Regions from separate parts of the Homo sapiens genome. Here region 2 is linked to region 1. Evidence: read pairs that join two places in POLR2A ChIA-PET (ENCODE). Cell type or tissue: endothelial cell of umbilical vein. All regions are shown on one strand. Links, peaks and the distances in the headings refer to the core of each region. The heading gives the core; the rest is flanking DNA.

Region 1 (10,517 bases), core at 2,057-7,056:
CCCAGTATCGGGAGAGCAGAGAGGCCGAGGACACACTGGTTCTTAGGAGCGCTCAAGGTTGTTCACCCTTGGGAGCAGTTTGTGAGCAGTGAAGGCAGGAAGGCAGGCCGTGAGCACCCAGGAAGCAAAGGCAGAGAATGCAGACATTCTTGGAGGATTTTTGTTAGCAAAGATAAAGGCTTCGGGAGGCCGAGGTGGGCGGATCACCTGAGGTCGGGAGTTCGAGACCAGCCTGACCAACATGGAAAAACCCCGTCTCTACTAAAAATACAAAATTAGCCAGGCGTGGTGGTGCATGCCTGTAATCCCAGGTACTCCGGAGGCTGAGGCAGGAGAATCGCTGAACCTGGAAGGTGGAGGTTGTGGTGAGCCGAGATTGGGCCATTGCACCCCAGCCTGGACAGCAAGAGTGAAACTCCATCTCAAAAAAAAAAAAAAGATAAAGGCAGGTGCAGGGTAGGCTAGAAATCCAGAAAGTTGTCCATAGACTGACAGTGATGAGGGCGTGTGTGATCATTTTCCACTTCATGCGTCGGAATGCACACAACTGCTTTCTTCAAACTGTTAACAGTACTGCTAAGAACTGAATTAACAGTTGAGATATTAAGTAACTTTATTTTAGCCATGTGGCAAAAATCAACCAGTCCATCACAGGCCAAGGATTTGCATTTGAGGAGCAGACAGAGAGGAGGTGTTAATGTGGAAGGGGCTGCGGGACACCTGTCGAGCTGCTCTCCTGGGTTAGAGGGCTGGTGGCGATACTGCCTTTCAGTTGAATGGCACTTTTGATGGTTTTCCCATTTGATTGTTACGGTTGTGGACCATGGGTAGAGTGTAGCTGTCTTTGCACACATTTTGTGGATACATAAACCAAGAGGAATAATAACTTAAGTGACATGTTTGAGGTTGGAAGGGTCAGTTTGTTTCAAACATGGAAGGACAGTGAGTCAGCTTTTTTTTTTTTTTTTTTTTTTTTTTGAGGCAGGGTTCACCTTGTCACCCAGGCTGGAATAGAGTGGTGTAGACACAGCTCACTGCAGCTTCAACCTCCTGGACTCAAGCAGTCCTCACACCTAACCTCCCGAGCAGCAGGGACTACAGGCATGCACCACCACGCCTGGCTATTTTCTATATTTCTATTTTAGAGATGGGGTTTCACCATGTTGCCCAGGCTGCTCGAACTCCTGGGCTCAAGTGATCCTGCCTGCCTCAGCTTCTCAAAGTGCAGGGATTACAAGCGTGAGCCACCACTCCTGGCCGTGAATTAGCATTTTGTTGTCTTTTTTTATTTGTTTTGAGACAGGGTCTCAAAACAGCCTTGAGCACTGTTGCCCTGGGCACTGTTGCCCAGGCTGGAGTGCAGTAGTGTGATCATAGCTCACTGCAGCCTTGACTTCCTGGGCTCAAGTGAGGCTCCCACGTCAGCCCGCAAAGTAGCTGGGAATACAGGTGCGCACCACCACACCTGGATCATTTTTGTATTTTTGGGAGGGACCAGGTTTCACCATGTTGCTTGGGTTGGTCTCAAACTCCTGGCCTCAAATGATCCTCCCACCCGAGCCCCCCAAAGTGCTGGGATTACAGGCAGGAGCCGCTATGCCTAGCTAGCGAATTAGCATTTAAAAAATATATACTTCCTGGTTCCCCCTACAGGAGTGTTGATTCAGCAAGGTGAGGCCCAGGAGTCTGCATTTGAATCAGCTCCACAGGTGGTTACTGTGCAGCCAGTCTGTACTTCCCGTCTTGCCTGTGCCGCCTCAACATCGTGGAGCCTGCGTGTTTTGCTAACTCGAGAGCCCAGGTGTGCAGTGCATTATTTTTCCTGATAGGCAGCATTCTGGTTTTGTGAATGGGTGTGCCTTTGGTTCCATTGCCATCATCTGGGCTGCGGACATTGACTGGGTTCCCCCTGGGTGCCCAGCACTTTGTCACAGGTCTGGGCTTCTGCTTTTCAGAGTAGAGTGGGGAAGACAGCTGGACATGCAGCCGGGAAGTGAGGAATGCCGGGGCTGGGGGCGGGTGTGACCACCTAGCAAGGGGACCTGTCCATGCCCACGTGGGAAGTAGAGGAGGCCTCTGCAGGAAATGGCCTCAAGCTGTGAACATCAGGTAAGTGGGAGCTGGTCAGGGAAAAGTGGCAGCTTCAGAGGTCAGAGGGAACAACCGTGGTGTGGAGGGCCAGCAGAGGAACAGACGGCATGTTGAGCGAGCTGTAGATTGCTGTGACCGATGTGCTGTGAGGCATGAGGTGAGGAGGGAGACGCTGGAGTCAGAATGGGCGGAGCTGACTTCTAGAGCGGCCACTCTGACCTCTCTTCTGTGTGCTCATGGTGTCACCTGATAGAGTATCAAGGTCTGGATGAGACAATCCATGTTAAGTGCTTAGAACAATGTCTGGCAGATAATGCAACAGAAGTGTGTGTTATGACTTCTCATTTGGGTTAGAAGTTATTAGGGGGGCTTTGGGCTTGACCTTAAGGGCAATGGGAAGTTACTGAAGGATTTTAAGCAGGAAAGTCAGAGTCTGATTTGTTTCGGAAAACATAGAGAATGGATCCGAGCGGGGAAAGATTGAAGGCAGGGATGAGTTAGGCAGCTTTTTTAGTAGACCAAGGAGACACAGTGGCTTGGATAAAGGAAGCTGGGGCGAGGAGGTAGAGGAGTGGGCAGTTCTAGAAGATATGTGTGTGAGGGCGAATGAGGGGTCCTCAGCCAGTGGTTACTGTGGAGGAGGAGGCGATGTGATGTCTCAGTGTCTGACTTGGACAACTGGATGCTGATGTCCACTGCGTGAGAGCTTATGAGGAGTTGGGAGCTTGGGCAGGAAGATGATGATGAGCTCAGTGTGGACAAAGGTTTTTGAACCTCCAAGATATCTTGCCTGTAATCCCAGCACTTTGGGAGGTGGAGGCAGGAGGATCACTTGAGCCCAGGAGTTTGAGGCCAGCCTGGACAACATGACAAACCCCCATCTCTCCAGAAAATTAGCTGGGCATGGTGGCGCATGCCTGTGGTCCCAGATACTTGGGAGACTGAGGCAGGAGAATCACCTGAGCCTAGGAAGTCAAGGTTTCAGTGAGCCGTGATTGCCCCACTGCACTCCAGCCTGGATGAGAGATTGAGGTCGTGTCTCAAATAGAAATTTTAAAAAGTGCGGTTGGGCATTTGCCTAGGGTAGGTGATTGAAGCCACGGACACCGGCCGGATCAGGCAGGCACACTGCATAGGGTGAGCAGCAGACCGGAAATGTGGAACCCCAGGAGCACCAGCATTCTGTGAATAGACAGACAGGAAACAGGGTGAGGTGAAGAGATGGGGGTGAACAGTCAGAGGCTACCCAGTAGATGAGGACTGGAGCTGGCCTTTGGGTTTAGCAGAGGAGAGGTGGTGAGTGCCATGAAAGCAGCAGGCGCTGGAGACAATTGCAGTGGTGAGTAAGGGGCCAGGAAACAGAACTGAAGACCGAGACAACCCAGGCTGGGGAAAAGTTTCTGAACAAGTTACGTGTCCATGTGGACACCGTGTATTCTGGTCATGTCCTTGGGTTTAGCATTGTTTAGAAAGACAGAAAGGAGGACTGATCTTTTTTGTTTTTAATACTAAGCAATACAGACTTAAAAATTAAAACAAAAAAAAATTATCTTACTTCCAACTCTCATTCCCAACTGTAGTGGGTAACCAGCATCAGCAGCTTGGTGTGTATCTTTCTATATTTTATCTTATATATACTTGAAAAATACATAAAAGCGTGTGTTTGCTTTTAACCAAATAGGATCATATGGAAATGCGGTTCTGTACTATGTTTTTTTAACTCAATATTTATGTGGTCCCTAAATACTAGGTTTGGGCATACATTTTTTCAGCATGTATTTCTTAAAGAGAAACTGACAGGGAAAATAAATAAGATATTGTATTAGTCCGTTCTCACACCGCTATGAAAAAATACCAAGACTGGGTAATTCATAAAGGAAAGGTTTAATTGACTCACAGTTCCGCATGGCTGGGGAGGCCTCAGGAAAGTTACAGTCACAGGGGAAGGCAAAGGAGAAGCAGGCACCTTTTTCACTGGGCGGCAGGACGGAGTGCATGCAAGCAGGGGAAATGCCAGACACTTATAAAATCATCAGATCTCGTGAGACTCACTCACTATCACGAGAACGGCATGGGGTAACCGCCCTCATGATCCAGTTACCTCCACCTGGTCCTGCCCTCAACACATGGGAATTAGGGGATTATAATTCGAGATTTTGGGTGGCTTCACAGCCGTATCAGATATATTGGAACTTTAAAAATGTTTATGTAATCTGTTATACGCAAATATTGTCCAGTGATTGAAAAGCCAGTGCTACTTCAGTCACAGTGGCTTTGAACATGTTTAGAATTCAGTGAGATGATGAGACCAAATTTTTATAAAATTTATAAAAATGTGAAGTTTGTGGTCTTCTTTTCTAGTGTCCTCCTGTCCCCCTTTTATCATTAGGAGTGGTGCACCCTGCCATCTATCTATGGACTGACGGGCAGATAGATATAGATGTTTATTAGCATACTTTTAATCGTGGCACCAGGGTTTCAAAACATGATTTGCTCATTCATTTTAATATATAAACTTCTAATTTTCTTTATTTCAAATTTGACATGCTTTTAAACCTAGACTGAGGCGAGTAGCTTCTACTGCCTGAAGATCACAGTGTGAGCTCTGCATGCCGGTTTCTCATGTCCTTGTGTCCATTTATTAGACGTCTTTTTGACTGAGAAGACACAAGACTTTGCCTTCTGTGAAGTTCTTTTTTTCTGTTTTTTTTTTTTTTTTTTTTTTTTTGGTGGTAAAATACATGTAAGATAAAAATACCATCATAACCATTTTTAAGCACCCAGTTCACGGCATTAAGTATATTCACATTGTTGTGCAACCATTACTGCCACACATTTCCAGAACTTCCTCATCTTCCCAAACCGAAACTCCATCCCCATTAAACACCAACTCCCTATCTCACCCTCCCCACCCAGCGTTGTCCAGACACCTACCATTCTATTTTCTATCTCTATGAGTTTGACTGCTCTAGAGACCTCATATAAGTGGAATTCTACAGTGTTTTGTCTTTTCGTGACTGGCTTATTTCACTCAGCCCAACATCCTCAAGGTTCACCCATATTGTATTATGTGTCAGAATTTCCTTCCTTTTTTTTTAAATTTTTTTTTCTTTGAGACAGAGTTTGGCTCTCATTGCCCAGGCTGGAGTGCAGTGGCGCAGTCTCGGCTCACTGCAGCCTCTGCCTCCCAGGTTCAAGTGATTCTCATGCCTCAGCCTCCCAAATAGTTGGGATTACAGGCATGCACCACCACGCCTGGCTAATTTTTGTATTTTTAGTAGAGACGAGGTTTTGCCATTTTGGACAGGCTGGTCTTGAACTCCTTGCCTCAAGTAATCTGCCTACCTTGGCCTCCCAATGTGCTGGGATTACAGGCATGTGCCACCATGCCCTGCCAATTTCCCTTCCTTTTTATGGCTGAATAATATTCCACTGAGTGAAGTTTTATTTCATTTTCAGCAAAAGGTTAGTGAAATGTTGAAAAGCAGTTAAAAAGCAAAACAGAGCTATTGAAGGAGATTATAGAGAGTAAGAGATGTGGAATTGTAACATGGCCAAGTAAAGAAAACGGGAAGAGGAAAGGGTAAGGGGTGGGGCCCAGGCACCCACGTGAGGTTGGGGACCATGAGGCTCTGTTGCCCCTTTCCCACTGGCGATGGGGCTACTTCGAGGCATTGGGATGATGGGAAGAGGGCCCAGGCACCCACGTGAGGGTGGGGACCATGAGGCTCTGCTGCCCCTTTTCCACTGGCGATAGGGCTACTTCAAGCCATCGGAATGACGGGAAAAGATGGATCACTTTTGGCAATAAATGTCACATCTGATCTTAACTTGAAATTGACCTGATTGTGGCTTTTGAGTAATAATGTCTGGTCTATATAATATGAACCTGTTAGCCAGATCTAAACCTTTCGTTCAGAAGTGATAAACATCAGCATTATCAGGCATTATGTGAAACCAAGTTCTTTAGCTGATTTTAGTGTTACTTTCTGTTGTCTCAATCCTAGATAATGTCAAATAGAAATACATATTTGCATTCTTCAGATTTATATTTTAAATGAAAATATTCCGGTAATTATTGCATCTATTCTATTTCAGAAAATACTTGACACTTTAATTATTAAATAGAATGTCACTTTAAACTAGTGATATATTTGACTTACAGTATTTTTAAACTTAACATTTTTTTTTCCTAAATAGGAAAAAATGTACACTGACAATTAGATTCCTCTGATGTAATAAGGTAGATCATTTATTGCACATATTTGGGGTTCCTACTATTTTTTTTTCTGCAATAATAATGCAAGCAGTACATACAGGAACATGCTTTTGGGATCTTAAACTTTGGAATGTCCCGTCTAATGTTTACCTAAACTGCTAAGTTTAAATTTGCTTTGATATATTTTCAGTTGTTGGATTCTTCTGAGCAGAGAGAAAGGTTTTTTTCTTTAAGTGGAGTAATCATGAACGTCTATGAATTCGTTTTCTACTGTAGCCACAGCAGTATACCATAGAATAGTTTTGGTAGTTGAATATATTGGGAATACTTACATTTAACCAAAATAATAGAAATTCCCTGTATTCTCTTTGGTTTTAGAGGCAAATCTAAAATCTGGAAGTTGAAATGAGGATAGTTTGGGGTTCTTAGGAAAACCTTAGGGAAACTGTATGAAACAGAAAAAGGCTTGCTGCTGGTGCCGGAAGAGTGACAGCGTGCTGGGGGGTTTGTGCATGAGTGAAGGTGGGGCCAGGTGGGAGCCTTCCTGTTTCTGGATGGATGGTCTGTGCAGTAGTAACTCAGGCTGCATGGTTCTTGCATCATCCGAGTTGTGAAGTGCTCTTCCTCCACTTCCAGGTCCTCCTTGTTATGAGGACTTAGGCTTTGACTAGGGCTTTCATTTAAAGGTGACGAAATTTGTTCATAATAGACTTTTAAAAATAAAACACCGATATTCCACCTTCCTGGGACCGACAGTCCTAGGACCCTGCCACCTTGTCAGGATTCTTCATCTCCCCTACTGGTCCATTATTACCCTCCCAGCCCTGCCAGCCTTTCAGCTCCCTTGCCTCTTCCACTTCATTGCGCTTACCTGGCAGAAACCACCCCATTCAGTCCGTTCTCCATGCCCATTCACCTCCACTGACCCGCAGAGGCCCTAAGTGCCGCCAGCATCTCTGTTAGTGCATCCCGCCCTCTTTCTTCTACGCGGCATGCTGCCTACCCGTCCTCTCTTCTAGATGCCATTTCATACCTTCTCCTCTCCTATCTTCCCCAAATGTAAATGCAGAATGATGACATTGTGTTTGTTTTTTTCTGTGTGAAATTGGAAGAAATCAGAAAAGAAGTTCCACCAACTCCCACCACACCTCTGGATCTGCACCCCGCACCCCATGTCGTCTGCCCTCTTTCCCTTTACTGCGGGTGATCTGTGTGCCCCAGAAAAGGTCAGCCTCTCCTCTTAGTCACTTGACTTACCTGCTTTCAGCTGGACTCATCAGTTCCCACCTCCCCACTGGATTCTTGCCCTCACTATGCAAATGTCTGTCTCATCCTGCAAAGGTCTTTCTTGACCTCATATCTTCTCCAGCCACTGCACTGTTTTTCTTCCCCTTTACTGCAGAGTTCCTTGGAAGAATTTTCTGTACTCCCTGCTTTACTTCCACTCTTCCCATTCTCTTTGAACTCAGTCCAGTGAGGGTTTTGACCCGCCACTGCAGCATGCTGCAGATGTCACAGTCACCATCGATCTCCATTCCAGCAAGTCCGACCAACAAGCATCAGTCAGCTCATTTGATCCACTGGCATCAGTGAATACAGTTGATCATCCTCCTGGAAATAAGGATCTTCAAAGATCTTGAAGGGTTTCCTGGTTTTCCTCCTCATCCCTGATTGCTCCTAGCCTCTTTTGCTGATGCCCCTCAATGAGACTGTTGGGGGCTTGATCCCCATCTCTTCTCACCCTCCACCCAGGGCCTCACTGACTTGCATGGAACAAAATGATTATCCCCATTTGCAGTCTCTACAACACACCCAAAAACTCCAGACTGTGAATTGCGCTCAACTGTCTAATAACCATTTCAAATTTAGCACGTCCAAACCCAAACTTTTACACCTTCCCTTCAAAACATACTCTTCCCGTAGTCACTCCCTTCTCAGGAACCAATGACTCCATCCTTCACTTGCTTCCGCCAGAATCCTTGGAGGCATCCTCGTGCCTTTCTTTCTCTGCGATCTTTGACCTGTCAGGAGCTCCTGCTGGCTCTGTGGTGAACAGGTCCAGAGTCCCTGCTTCTCACCACCTGCGGTGAGCCCACCCTGGTCTGCTGCATAATTGCAGTCATTTCTTACCCATCTCCCCACTTCTGGCCTCACCTTCTCACAGGCTGTTCTGAAGACAGCATCCAGGGGAATCCTTTGAAAACGGGTGAAGGGCACGGCTCATGAGAATCCTTACTTAGGCTCTTTCTTTTCTCTAATATTGATTTTAGTTCAGATCCTCATTAATCCCTGGGATTATTGCAGTGAACTCACTGCTGATTTCCCAGTCTTAATCTCCTCCAGCCCGGGGGTAGCAGTGCTTCCAGCGACCTTTCATTGCTCCAACACACCCATTTTGAGCACATCCCTTATGCTAATGACTGACTGAGACTTTACCAGTTTTGCCCCATTTTCTGTTCAGAGTCCTCAAAGCCTGTAGATAAGGTGATTTCTATAGCCTTCAACATTAAATCCAGGTTTCATGCTGTGTGCTGTTGTTCTCTGAATGGCTGCCCACTTATGACCTCACCGGCTTCCTCCATACACGCTGCCCATGCCCCAGCCCTGCTGAAGCCCTTGCTTATCAGATACCTTCTGCTTTTGTGAAAGAGGCTCTCACTGGCTATACAGCATGTTCAGAATTCAGCTCAATTCAAGTGCTGTGTCCTTCAGCAAACCTTCCGAGAAGCACTCCCACTTCCCATCATGGATGGCTTCAACTCAGCTCCCGCAGTATCCTGGTCACCTCTCACCCAGAGCACGTACTGCTCTGAGGTTCCTGCCAGCTCGTCTGTCTGTTCTTTAAAGCATCCTGAGGAGTGGACAGGCCCTGTTTCTGTGTTGCTGCAGCGGCCAGCATAGACGAGATATGCACTATTTCTTGAAAGAACTGTAACGTCCGATCGAGGTGGAAGCACTCACTTGTGCTTTGATGCATCTCCCCTCCAAACACAACAGTGAAAAGGTACAATTTAAGTAGAGAAACAAACCAAAAAGCATAGCCAGCCCACCAAGCAAGAGAAATACCCTTCAGTACACAAACAGACTAGAAACCTAGCATGGTAAGCCTGAATTGACTGGATTTCACTGGCCACTGAGCCGCAGGCTCCAAGCAGGCAGTGTCAGTAGGAAAGTGGGTTCTTACAGGGGTAAGGGTAACAGGGACTAAAGTGTTCAGTGGAGTTAGAACTAGATGTAGCTACTTTTTTTTTTTTTTTTTTTTGAGACGCTCTCGTCACCCGGCCTGGAGTGCAGTGGTGTGATCACGGCTCAACCTGCTGGGCTCAAGCAGTCCTCCTGTCTCAGCTTCCTGAGTAGCCGGGTCTATGCTACTGGGTCTACGCATGGTGTGTGCCACCATGCCCGGCTAATTTTTTATGTTTTGTAGAGATGGGGTCTCACTATGTTGCCCAAGCTGGTCTTGAACTCCTGGGCTCAAGCAGTCCTCCAACCTTGGCCTCCCAAAGTGCTGAGATTACAGGCAAGAGCCACCATGCCTGGCCTTAGATGGTTTTTGGAGCTGGAGTTAGATAAGGTTTCCCCATCTAAGGCAATTCTCTGCTATACAGATTGGGGCTCTACTGGCAGTTGTGGTCCTAGGGAGGTAGAATGCAAGGCCTGGGATGAGCCATGCTATTCCATGGTTCTCTACCAGGGTCTGCACTGTTGGTGACATAACCACGCAACAGAATCCTGCATCACCATGGAAAACCTAGTTCTGGACGGAGGCCTTGGAAGGCTTGGAGGGCAACAACCACAGAACACTAGTGCTATGGGCTGAATACTTTTGTGTTCCCTGCTCTGCCAAAGTCATATGCTCAAATCCCACTCCCTGGTTTCACTGTATTAGAAGGTAGAGCCCTTGGGAGGGGATTAGGTCATGAGGGTGGACTCCTTGTGAATGGAATAATGTGCTTAGAAGAGACCCCATAGAGATCCCTGGTCCCTTCCATCATGTGAGGACATAGAAGCTGGCAGTTGGGCCCTCACCAGACACCAAATCTGCTGATGTCTTGCTTCTGAACTTCCAGCCTCGAGAACTGTGAAGAATGAATTTCTGTTGTTTAAAAGGTAATGGGAGTTAGTTACAGCAGCCTGAATGGACTGAGCCACTAGACAGGGAGGAGAGCACCAGCAACAGAAAACCTTCTGTCGCGATGAGCCCGAG
Region 2 (10,517 bases), core at 2,506-7,505, 69 kb after region 1:
GTGCTAATTAGGGGCCAAGCATGGTGGCTTATACCAGTAATCCTAGCACTTTGATAGGCTGAGAGGCAGGAGAATCACTTGAGCTGAAGTTTGAGACTAGCCTGGGCAACACAGTGAGACCCCATCTCTAAAAAAAAAAAAATAATAATTGAAAACTGTGCGAATGGGGTTTTTGCCAATTTTTTTTGTCATCAGTCCCTCCCGTACGTAGGTTCATAAATTTTGTTCTCTATCACCTGTATAAAAATAAAAAGAAAAGTACATTTAAATAAAACCTTAGTTAAGCTGGACGCTTTGGGTGAGAATAGCTTACTTTGTGGCATTTTTAGTAAAAAGCTGTATTATTTATTTATTGTTTGCCAGAATTTGATAATATACTCAAGGGGGAAAACCCAGTATATCTTTTAACTAGGAACTTTTTACAAATTAGCATTTTTCTTCCAAGAGTCATGCATATAATTCTTAGAAAGCAGAACTGTGACTTGGCCTTCAGCTCAAGCTCTGTCACCTGGAGTCCACGAGTGCTTTCTTGTTTTACTTGTGGCTTCAATTTCAGTTTTCCTTCTGATAAATCACATCTCCCTTGTTAAATGTTAACAGGAATATTAAGAATGAGAGTTTGGATGGATGAAAAGTAAACCTAGGCCGGGCGCGGTGGCTCACGCCTGTAATCCCAGCACTTTGGGAGGCTGAGGTGGGTGGATCAGCTGAGGTCAGGAGTTCGAGACCAGCCTGGCCAACGTGGTGAGACCAGCCTGGCCAACGTGGTGAAACCCTGTCTCTAGTAAAAATACAAAAAAATCGGCCGGGCTCGGTGGCTCACGCCTGTAATCCCAGCACTTTGGGAGGCCAAGGCGGGAGGATCACGAGGTCAGGAGATCAAGACCATCCTGGCTAACACGGTGAAACTCCATCTCTACTAAAAATACAAAAAAAAAAAAAAAATTAGCTGGGCACGGTGGCAGGCGCCTGTAGTACCAGCTACTCGGGAGGCTGGGGCAGGAGAATGGCATGAACCCAGGAGGCGGAGCTTGTGGTGAGCCAAGATCACACCACTGCACTCCAGCCTGGGCGACAGAGCAGGACTGTCTCAAAAGAAAAAATTTGCCAGGCATGGTGACACATGCCAATAATCCCAGCTACTTAGGAGGCTGAGGCAGGAGAATGGCTTGAACCTGGGAGGCAGAGGTTGCAGTGAGCCGAAATCATGCCACTGTACTCCAGCCTGGGCGACAAGAGCAAAACTCTGTCTCAAAAAAAAAAAAAAAGTAAACCTAAAAGGTATAGGGAATTTATTATAAAGAAGACTTTTTACCCTTACATTAAATAACTCAGGCACAAGCCTGCTAAAGGGATTATTATTATTATTGAGACAGGGTCTCACTCTGTTGCCCAGGTTGGAGTGCAGTGGCTCAGTCTCGGCTTACTGCAACCTCAGCCTCCCAAGTAGCTGGGACCACAGGTGTGGTCCCATGCCTTGCTAATTTTTTGAATTTTTTGTAGAGATGGGCTCTCACCATGTTGCCCAGGCTGGTCTTAACTCTTGGGCTCAAGCAATCCTCCTGCCTTGACCTCCCAAATTGCTGGAATTACAGACGCGAGCCACCGTGCCCAGCAAAGTTGACTATTTTAATGGCTTTTTAATTAAGGGAATGTGGGGTAAACTCCAGCAGGTCTCCCAGGTTCTTAAGAGTCAGAGGGTTTGTGAAGATCATCTGTCCTCACCAACAGTCCCAACTGTCTTAATGTCTTTGCTGGAACCATGCAGGATGTTGATTAAGTGTTCCTGGTATACCTGTGGGAAAACAAAAAACATAACCGGGAGCAGCCAGTACCTGCTTCCGATTTGCAAAAACTTAAAATCCCAGTTGTTAATGGAAATCGGGCTTACTTATGGCCACACTGTGTTTCTTGAACAAGAACCAAAATCTGTGGTCTCTATGATTAATATTTCTGGTAGGAACTGAGACTGGGCTTCAGTTTTTAGATCAGCTTTCACCCCACTCCCTGGCCAACGCCCCACCCCTGCAGCCAGATCTCTGCACCTGCTCTGCTCCTCCCCAGGAGAAAAGGGCACCGGCTTCCCAGACACCCAGCTAGTGCTGGGTAGCAAGGTTCTCTCCCTCCTCTTAGACTGGTCTTGTACCCGACGTCGTTGGCCTCTGCGCTCAGTGGGGCTGGGCAGCATCAGCAGTGCCGCTTGGTGTTTCCTTCATACCAGTGTTAGAGATGGAGCACTTAGGGCAGGGAGAAAGCCCCATTGGTCTATGAATGCAGAGTTTAGTAAGAGATAAAGGGATCACTCTAAGTAGGGGTCATTTATGCAGATGTACATTTTGAAATTGTTACTGTACCATTTGGTGCTTGGTATTTCGGAGTAGTGTTCCAGAGTCTCCCGGGGCTCTTTGGGAGCTGGGGAGAGCCACCACTGGGTGACACTTGGATCTCTCTGGCTCCATCCCGCCCACTCAGGCAGCTCCCCTCAGGTCCCTCCGTAGGCACTGCTGTAGGTGTGAAGATGTGTGTCTACTTGTGCCCTCATGTGATGTTCTAAGACTAACTGCACGCTGTGTTTGCACGCTTCCTCTCGTGGCTGTTGAAACAGGCAATGTATCAGGAACACAGAGGTTGGATTCTGCTACAGTCAGGACTTACTCCTGCTAAAGTCTCCTGTTGGTGAGTAGAGAGCACCACAACCCCTAGAGATGGCTCAGAGGCACAGCAGGAGTCATCGGAGCTGCAGTGCCAGACTAGGGGTGTGGACCATGAAAGCCAGTGCAGTTTTTGGGGAATTTAAAATATATATAGACACAAGCTCTCCGTACCCATTAAGATCATTTTGTTGTTACAATTGATCATAAAGAGGTTAGTGTGTCCTCTTTTTTTAAGGAAAAAAATGTATTTTCACCTTTTCCTTAAACCTGAAAATGCTGACTCATTTTAATTGTCTGTGGATGTCATGGGGGTGGAGTGGGGAGGAGAGCAGAGCATGGCAGAGAGCGTCAGGGGAGAGTCTCTCCTCCTGACGTCGTTATGCACATTGCTGTGATTCCTAAGCTTGCTTTGTTTTAAATACACATTCTTGAATGAAACAAGCCCAAAGTTTTGTGGTTAATTATATATTATACTAAGTGTGACACTAATAGCCTTTCAGTTTGGAGAGACTGGTTCTTAAAACTGCGGACTCTGGCTGGTGAGTGGCCCGCCCTCTCCTTGCTGTTCTAAGCAATTTTAAGGTCTCCGTTGGAATATTTGACTGGTTTGTTCATCTTTTATTTGTAATTGGTAACATGGAGACGTAAGCCAAAATGAAGTCAGCCAAGGAGCTGTCTCATTGATGTGCATAGCCCTTGATGTTCTAGCCAGTGATTCTCAGAGCAGCTACGGCACAGAAAGTGAGGGGTCCTGGAGGGGAGGGGTCAGTGTCGGGGGGACGTTTGGGCCCCAGCATCAGAAGTTCCCGTTCGTCAGTATGGCCCGGCCTGTACTGAGTGGTTTTTTGTTTGTGTTTATTTTCCAGTTTACCCACACTACTTCTACAGATGATTATGCAGCATTTGAATCCAACAAAGACTACATTTTGGAATCCAGTGGAATCTTTAATCTTGTTAATACTTGTTATATGGACCCTAAGATATTTTATTACAGAGTTTTTAATTAGTGAAAAATTCATGAATACCATAGAGAAAATATTTTAGAATTTAATGTTTCTTATATTTATGTAAACTTATGACTCTTCATTTATATAGTTACTTACTTTTTCATGTATATCCAGGCTATAAATATCCTTTCAAATCATGTTCTTATACCTAATTTTAGTCTTTCAAATGAATGTACTGTAATGCTTGTATGTATAAATCCTATGAATAGAGGGCTTTTGTAAATTATGCATTTATTGTAATTATCATTAATTTTTTAATGATAAACCATGACAAAGGATTTTACGTTTATAAAATTATGACAGAAGCCATGTGCATTATCCTTTACGGACGCAGCCTAGCTCTACAGCAATCATCCTGAAATAAGCATACCTAATTTCAAGCAATTGTTGTATTTTCATGACTGACCTTAACTGTACTTTTTCTAGCAAGAGATGCTTTATTCTGCAGCATGAACAGATTTAAAATGGCTGGTGTTAAATATCAGCTCCTAATAAGATGTGGACTGAAAACACTATCACAACACTATGAGAAGCCCCTAGCACTGGTTAACGCTTTCCTAGCCTAGTCTCTGGATTTGGGGAGCTTGTCTTCAGTGGCTGAGACTGTGAGCTGGGAGCAGTTCTCTCAGCTGGAGAGACTCGGGATGGGGTAACCTGGGGACCAGTCTAGCCCCTGCACCCTCTTCCCTGCCTCTGCTCCTTGGGAGCGGGTGGAGAGACACCCATGTGGCTCCCCTTAGGGCCAGCACCAAGCACCACGCTCTCATCCTGCAAGTCGGCGCACACAGTGGATGAAGGCAGGAGACCCAGAAAGCAGTGCAGTGCAGCTCTAATAAAGGCCTTATTTTTCTTATGTAAATCATCTTTTTACATTTGTTTGTAAACATGTTTAAAGAACGAACCTAGTGGGACATTTTTAGACTTTGATGCTCTAGCCATTTTGGATTGTGTAAGTTGCAGATGTGGCTTTTACTTTTTAAATGGCATATTAACAAGCCAGCAAAGTGTGTCAGACCATGGCGTGGTATTTATTGTGCAGCAGATCCAGAGACAGAGGCAGCCTGTCTTTTCAGTTGGTTTCTGCTTTTAATTTACTTGTACAATTCATTGTTACTGTTCTGTTTTTCTATTAATCTTTTGTCAACTTCCTGATTATGTAACAAAGTATGTACAGTCTACTTTTGAACTATTTTTATCACAGTATTATTTATTGCTTTCTTTCAATAAAGTACTGAAGCATTTTCCACTGCCAATGAAGAATACTGAGAATAAGCTCTAACTGTTTTGGAAGGCAGTGTCACCATATGGAAATTGTATTACAGAAGTCAATTGACAGAATAAAGCAGCCAGGAGATGAAGTGCAGGTTCAGGGCGTCATCCTGCCCGCTGCTCTGGAGGTCCCGAGCCTGCATCACTGCAGGAGACAGGTGCCTGGTGTTAAATTGTTAAATGCAAATGTGGGGGCTCACATACACAGTCGGTGGGTAGGGCCCAAAGGCAGAGCCTAGGCCGTGGACCGCGCGCATGCACGCATGTCCCTTAACACCGTTTCCCAGCTCTGCTTCCTTCCTCGGTGCTGGCTTCACACTCCCACCTGCTCTCCCTGCCTGCTCACAAAGGTGGCTCCCAGGCCTGCACCCTTCCACACTGATGGCCTCTGGAAATCAGGAAGCCTGGTTCCCTAATAGCTCACATCCGGTCCTGAGTTGTGAAGCAGCCCAGGGTGGCAGAGGGGAGGCGACACGCTGACAGGCTGGGGGAGTCAAGCAGGGCCCACCCATGGAAGTTGGTGAGCTGAGGCTGAAGGGCTGGAAGCTGATGCCCAAGAGGAAAGCCAGACACCAGCAAGTGTCCCTTCCCCTCCTCCCACCTCAGTGTTGCCATTGAGCCTGGGATTCGCAGAGCCCATGGCCACCACCACCCCACCTGGAGCAGGCATCAGCGGCCACTGCCGACGTCACCTTGGTCTCCGTTTCCTCATTCTGTCTCCGTTGCTGACACCTCGTCTGAGTGGCACGTGCTGTCACGTGGGTCAGTGTGTCCTGGGACGTTTCTCTCAGGCAGCCATCGGGTGTTCAGTGCTTTCCTGTTTCGAACCTGTGTTTGCTGATCTTCCTGCTTAATGTAGGGAAAGCCTTGTTTTCTGTACTTTCTAGTTCTTGAGGTTAACTTCAGTGTGAGCTTTAAAACATAATGTAGTGCCTCCCTGCTTTTTTCCATTTAATAGTCCCTTTTGGCTGAACAAAGCCAAAGGCATGCGTCGAGTATCTTAAAACTTCCAGAAAAAAAGAGACTGGGCAGGGTGTGGTGGCTCACGTCTGTAATCCAGCACTTTGGGGGGCCGAGGTGGGCGGATCACGAGGTCAAGAGATCGAGACCATCCTTCCCAACATGGTGAAACCCAGTCGCTACTAAAAATACAAAAATTAGCTGGCCTGTAGTCCCAGCTACTCGGGAGGCTAAGGCAGGAGAAACGCTTGGACCCAGGAGGTAGAGGTTGCAGTGAGCCAAGATCGCACCACTGCACTCCAGCCTGGCAACAGAGCAAGACTCCATCTCAAAAAAAAAAAAAAAAAAAAAAAAAAAGGGACTGGGGGCAGTGGCTCATGCCTGTAATCCCAGCACTTTGGGAGGCCAAGCTGGGAAGATCACTTGAGGCCAGGAGTTCAAGACCAGCCTGGGCAACGTAGTAAGACCCCCTTCTCTACCAAAAAAAAAAAAAGTGAAGACATTTTAAAATAAAACGACACTTGGCATGCAAATAGGTTTGACGTCTAGGACCGTTAATCTTCAAACTTGAGTGTGCGAAGCATCACCTGGCAAAAGATGCAGTTGTGGGCATCCCCTCTCCATTCAGAGCGATTCAGCACTCATTCATTGAGTATCTATCTACTCTGTACCAGGCTCTTTTTGGTGCTGGAGAGACCGTGGTAAGAACATTATTTCACCCTTCCAGGAAAAAGAAACGTTTCTAAGCCTGTACATCCAAGAGACAGCCCAGGAGTACAAGTTGCGCCATGACATTGGCATGGAGGGAGGGAGAAGTCCTCTGGGGAGGCCTGCATCACACAACATCAAATGCTGAGAACCATTTCATGTTCACGCTACATATTTACTGTCTCCTATGAATAAAACTCCAGACAGGGTTTCAGAGAACACCAATGCAAATGGACCTGTATTAGGTAATATGCCACCTTTCTTCATGTGACCTGTCATGCACCAGCTCTTGTGAGGTGGTTTTTTTTTTTGAGATGGAGTTTCACTCTTGTTGCCCAGACTGGAGTGCAATGACACAATCTTGGCTCACTGCAACCTCTGCCTCTTGGGTTCAAGTGATTCTTCTGCCTCAGCCTCCCAAGTCACTAGGATTACAGGTGCACGCCACCACACCTGGTTAATTTTTTGTTATTTTTAGTGGAGACGGCGTTTCGCCATTTTGGCCAGGCTGGTCTCGAACTCCTGACCTCAGGTGATCCACCCACCTCTGCCTCCCAAAGTGCTGGGATTACAGGCGTGAGCCACGGCGCCCGGTTGTGAATTTTTTTTTTTTTTTTTTTTTGAGACGTCTCACTCTGTCACCAAGGCTGGAGTGCAGCGGCGCGATTTCGGCTCACTGCAAGCTCGCCTCCCGGGTTCACGCCATTCTCCTGCCTCAGCCTCCTGAGTAGCTGGGACTACAGACGCCCGCCACCATGCCCAGCTAATTTTTTGTATTTTTTAGTAGAGACGGGGTTTCACCATGTTAGCCAGGACGGTCTCGATCTCCCGACCTCGTGATCCGCCCGCCTCGGCCTCCCAGAATGCTGGGATTACAAGCATGAGCCACCACGCCCAGCCACTGGTCGTGAATACTTTAAATAGGTCTTGCCAATCGACCTCAAAAGAAGCCAACAGAGCACAATTTTTCACTCCTGATGAAGGGCGGTCGACAAAGCACGACTCTGCCTTAACACTACACGGTTCTCATCTTCAAATAGACCAAAATGTGCTCATTAAACAAAAGCAATATAATTTAGGAATGGGGGTATTACAGAAACTGTAAGTCTTGAGGGAGTTGAATCACCAATTCTCCAACACCCTATTTTCATTTTTAAGTTTTTTGTTATAATCAAAGTCATACATGCACATCATTTAAAGTAAAAACAAGCCGGGTGCAGTGGCTTACGCCTATAATCCCAGCACTTTGGGAGGGTGAGGCGAGTGGACTGCCTGAGGTCAGGAGGTCAAGACCAGCCTGGCCAATGTAGTGAAACCTCATCTCTACGAAAAATACAAAAAAAATTAGCTGGGCGTGGTGGTGGGCACCTGTAATCCCAGCGACTAGGGAGGCTGAGGCAGGAGAATCGCTTGAACCCAAGACGCAGAGGTTGCAGTGAGCTGAAATCACACCATTGCACTCCAGTCTGGGCAACAAGAGCGAAACTCCGTCTCAAAAATAAATAAAAATAAAAAAAGAATAAAACCAGCAGCCCTTGCCCTTGCCCTTCCTCTCTTTCTCCCTGCTCCCTAGACCATGGGGAATGGATTTGGCTATTCCTTCTATTTGCTTTCTTACTCCCAAATGATATGCGCTCAGCGTGGCGTCCTGCTTCCTCCATTTTGGGCCATGTCTTGTGGCTGATGAGAATTTGAGCACCTGGCACCTCCCTTCCCCTCTCCCAGTCTCCCAGCTGAGGTTAAGTCAAGTTGTTGGGATCAAATCCATGTTCTCTGTTTTCATTATTATGACTATATTATTTATTGGTGAGGCAAGTGGGATACTTTGATTATAACACAGGGGGGCACATGGTAAGACTATATTCCCCAGTATTCACAGATGAAATAACACGATGTCTGGGGTTTGCTTTAAAATAATCTTAGGGGGCCGGGCGCGGTGGCTCACGCCTGTAATCCCAGCACTTTGGGAGGCCGAGGCGGGTGGATCACCGGGTCAGGGGTTCGAGACCAGCCTGACCAACATGGTGAAACCCCGTCTCTACTAAAAATACAAAAATTAGCTGGGCGTGATGGCGGGCGCTTGCAATCGCAGCTACTCAGGAGGCTGAGGCAGAATTGCTTGAACCCGGGAGATGGAGGTTGCAGTGAGTCGAGATTGCACCACTGCACTCTAGCCTGGGTGACAGAGCAAGACTCGGTCTCAAAAAAAAAATATCATCATCATCATCATCATCTTAGGGGAGGGAGGGCTTATGGATTGAACAACACTGACCATGTGGATTGGTGACTGTTGAAGGTGGATGGTGCATTCATGATGGTTACATTAATCCACCTTCACATTTGTGTGAGATTTTCCATAATAAAATGTTTGCTGGGTGCAGTGGCTCACACCTGTAATCCCAACACTTTGAGGCCAAGGCTGTAGGATTTCTTGAGGCCAGGAGCTCAAGACCAGCCTGGGCAACAGGCTCTGCCTCTGCAGTAAATTTAAAGATTAGCGGGGTGTGGTGGCACACGCCTGTAGTTCCAGCTATTCTGGAGGGTGAGGTGGGGGACCACTTGAGCTTGGGAGGTCGAGGCTGTAGTGAGTTACGATTATGCCACTGGACTCCAGCCTGGGCAACACAGCAAGACCCTGTCTCAAAAAAATAGTCCAAAAAACAATTTTTAATAGTTGTCTCAGGCAGACCCTCTATGTGATAAACTGTCTTCGTCTTTGGATGTCTGAGAATACTGCTGCTTACCCCTTCACTTCATTACGGTAATTTTGCCCAGTTTCAAACTCTAACTGCAGCCCACAGCTGAAATATTTTATATCACAACCCAGCATGCACACACTACATTTCATCAATTCTGCTGTGAACATTTTTTCATGTTTTGGTATCTTAAATTAGGATGTGTCTTATAAGCAATGATACTGAAGCACTCTGGGAGGCTGAGGTGGGTGGATTGCTTGAGCTCATCAGTTCGAGACCAGCCTGGGCAACATGGCAAAACCCCGTCTCTACAAACAACACAAAAATTAGCTGGGTGTGGTGGTGTGTGCCTGTAGCCCCAGCTACTCAGGAGGCTGAGGTGGAAAGATCGCTTGAGCCCAGGAGGTGGAGGTTGCAGTGAGCTGTGATCAGGCTGCTGCACTCCAGCCTGGGCAACAGAGCCGGACTGTGTCTCGACAACAACAGAAACATTTACTCCAAATTGTATTTTTGACATTATTTGTAATGGCTGTTATAGGGCCAACAGATGAAGTGGCCCTGCAAAGCTGTCTATTGTCAGGGCAATTTGCATCTGTAGAGAATCTCCATTACTGCACCCAGGCCTTATATAACACCTTGAAAAGTCTGAAAAGAGCCGTTTATCATCCCTGACGACTTCTACTTGTGAGGTTTCATCTATGTAACAAGACCCCGTTTGCTAGCCAGACCTCTTCCTCCCGTCTTCCCAGAACCTCATTTGCCAGGATCCAAGCCCTCATTCATTCTGTGGCCTCAAGACCTGACAGTGGTGCCCAAGGAGAGAATACAGTCATGGGTTCCTAGTCTCTTTCTGGTTGGCCCAGTAAAGCCCCTTCCTTATCCCTCTTTTCTACTTATCACTAGAGACAGAAACTCAAAACCATGGCGTTGGGCTGCCAAAAGCCTAGAACAGAACAACAAAATAAGGCAGGTTGGACAAGCCTGGATAAGCTCCTGTACCTCCTGGGGGGCTGGGTCTCTATTCTGAAGGCTCCTGTGTATACATGGTAAATACATGTGTGTGCCTTTTCTCCGATTAGCCAATCTGCCTCATGCCAGTGATTTTTCAGCAAACCTTTAGGGGGCCAAGGGCCTTGGCTCCCACAACATGTTAGACTTGATGAAACACATACAGTATGTGACAAAACATTTAAGACAGGCTGCAAATTCTCTGCTACTCCTCA

What was found. ChIA-PET counts read pairs that join two places held together with the same protein. Peaks named below come from ENCODE experiments on the same cell type or tissue, not always from the same donor. Only the 100,000 strongest peaks of a DNase experiment are listed, where the experiment ranks them.
Region 2: POLR2A ChIA-PET joins it to region 1 with 8 read pairs; 3 of 35 experiments call an interaction of 5 or more read pairs at or near these places.

What each region holds. Positions count from the first base shown.
Region 1 is chr11:70,310,885-70,321,401 of GRCh38, forward strand. The region is part of intron 2 of PPFIA1 (PPFI scaffold protein A1); the gene reads left to right. It overlaps LOC107984346 (a long non-coding RNA gene), which reads right to left and starts at 4,088. Exons shown (of 3, transcript XR_001748288.2): 1 at 3,989-4,088. RefSeq lists enhancers at 1-186, 795-1,690, 1,691-2,584, 2,651-3,167 and a silencer at 9,548-9,729. In endothelial cell of umbilical vein, for the core only: no CTCF peak of the experiment used is centred there; DNase peaks (open chromatin) are centred at 4,017 and 5,097; H3K27ac peaks cover 923 bases.
Region 2 is chr11:70,379,483-70,389,999 of GRCh38, forward strand. PPFIA1 (PPFI scaffold protein A1) reads left to right here. Exons shown (of 28, transcript NM_003626.5): 27 at 2,606-2,676; 28 at 3,521-4,914. The coding sequence ends at 2,664. The region is part of intron 1 of CTTN-DT (CTTN divergent transcript); the gene reads right to left. Among named protein-coding and RNA genes, the nearest start is that of CTTN-DT, 14 kb to the right of the region's middle. RefSeq lists enhancers at 4,878-5,384, 9,479-10,250, 10,251-10,517. In endothelial cell of umbilical vein, for the core only: no CTCF peak of the experiment used is centred there; no DNase peak of the experiment used is centred there.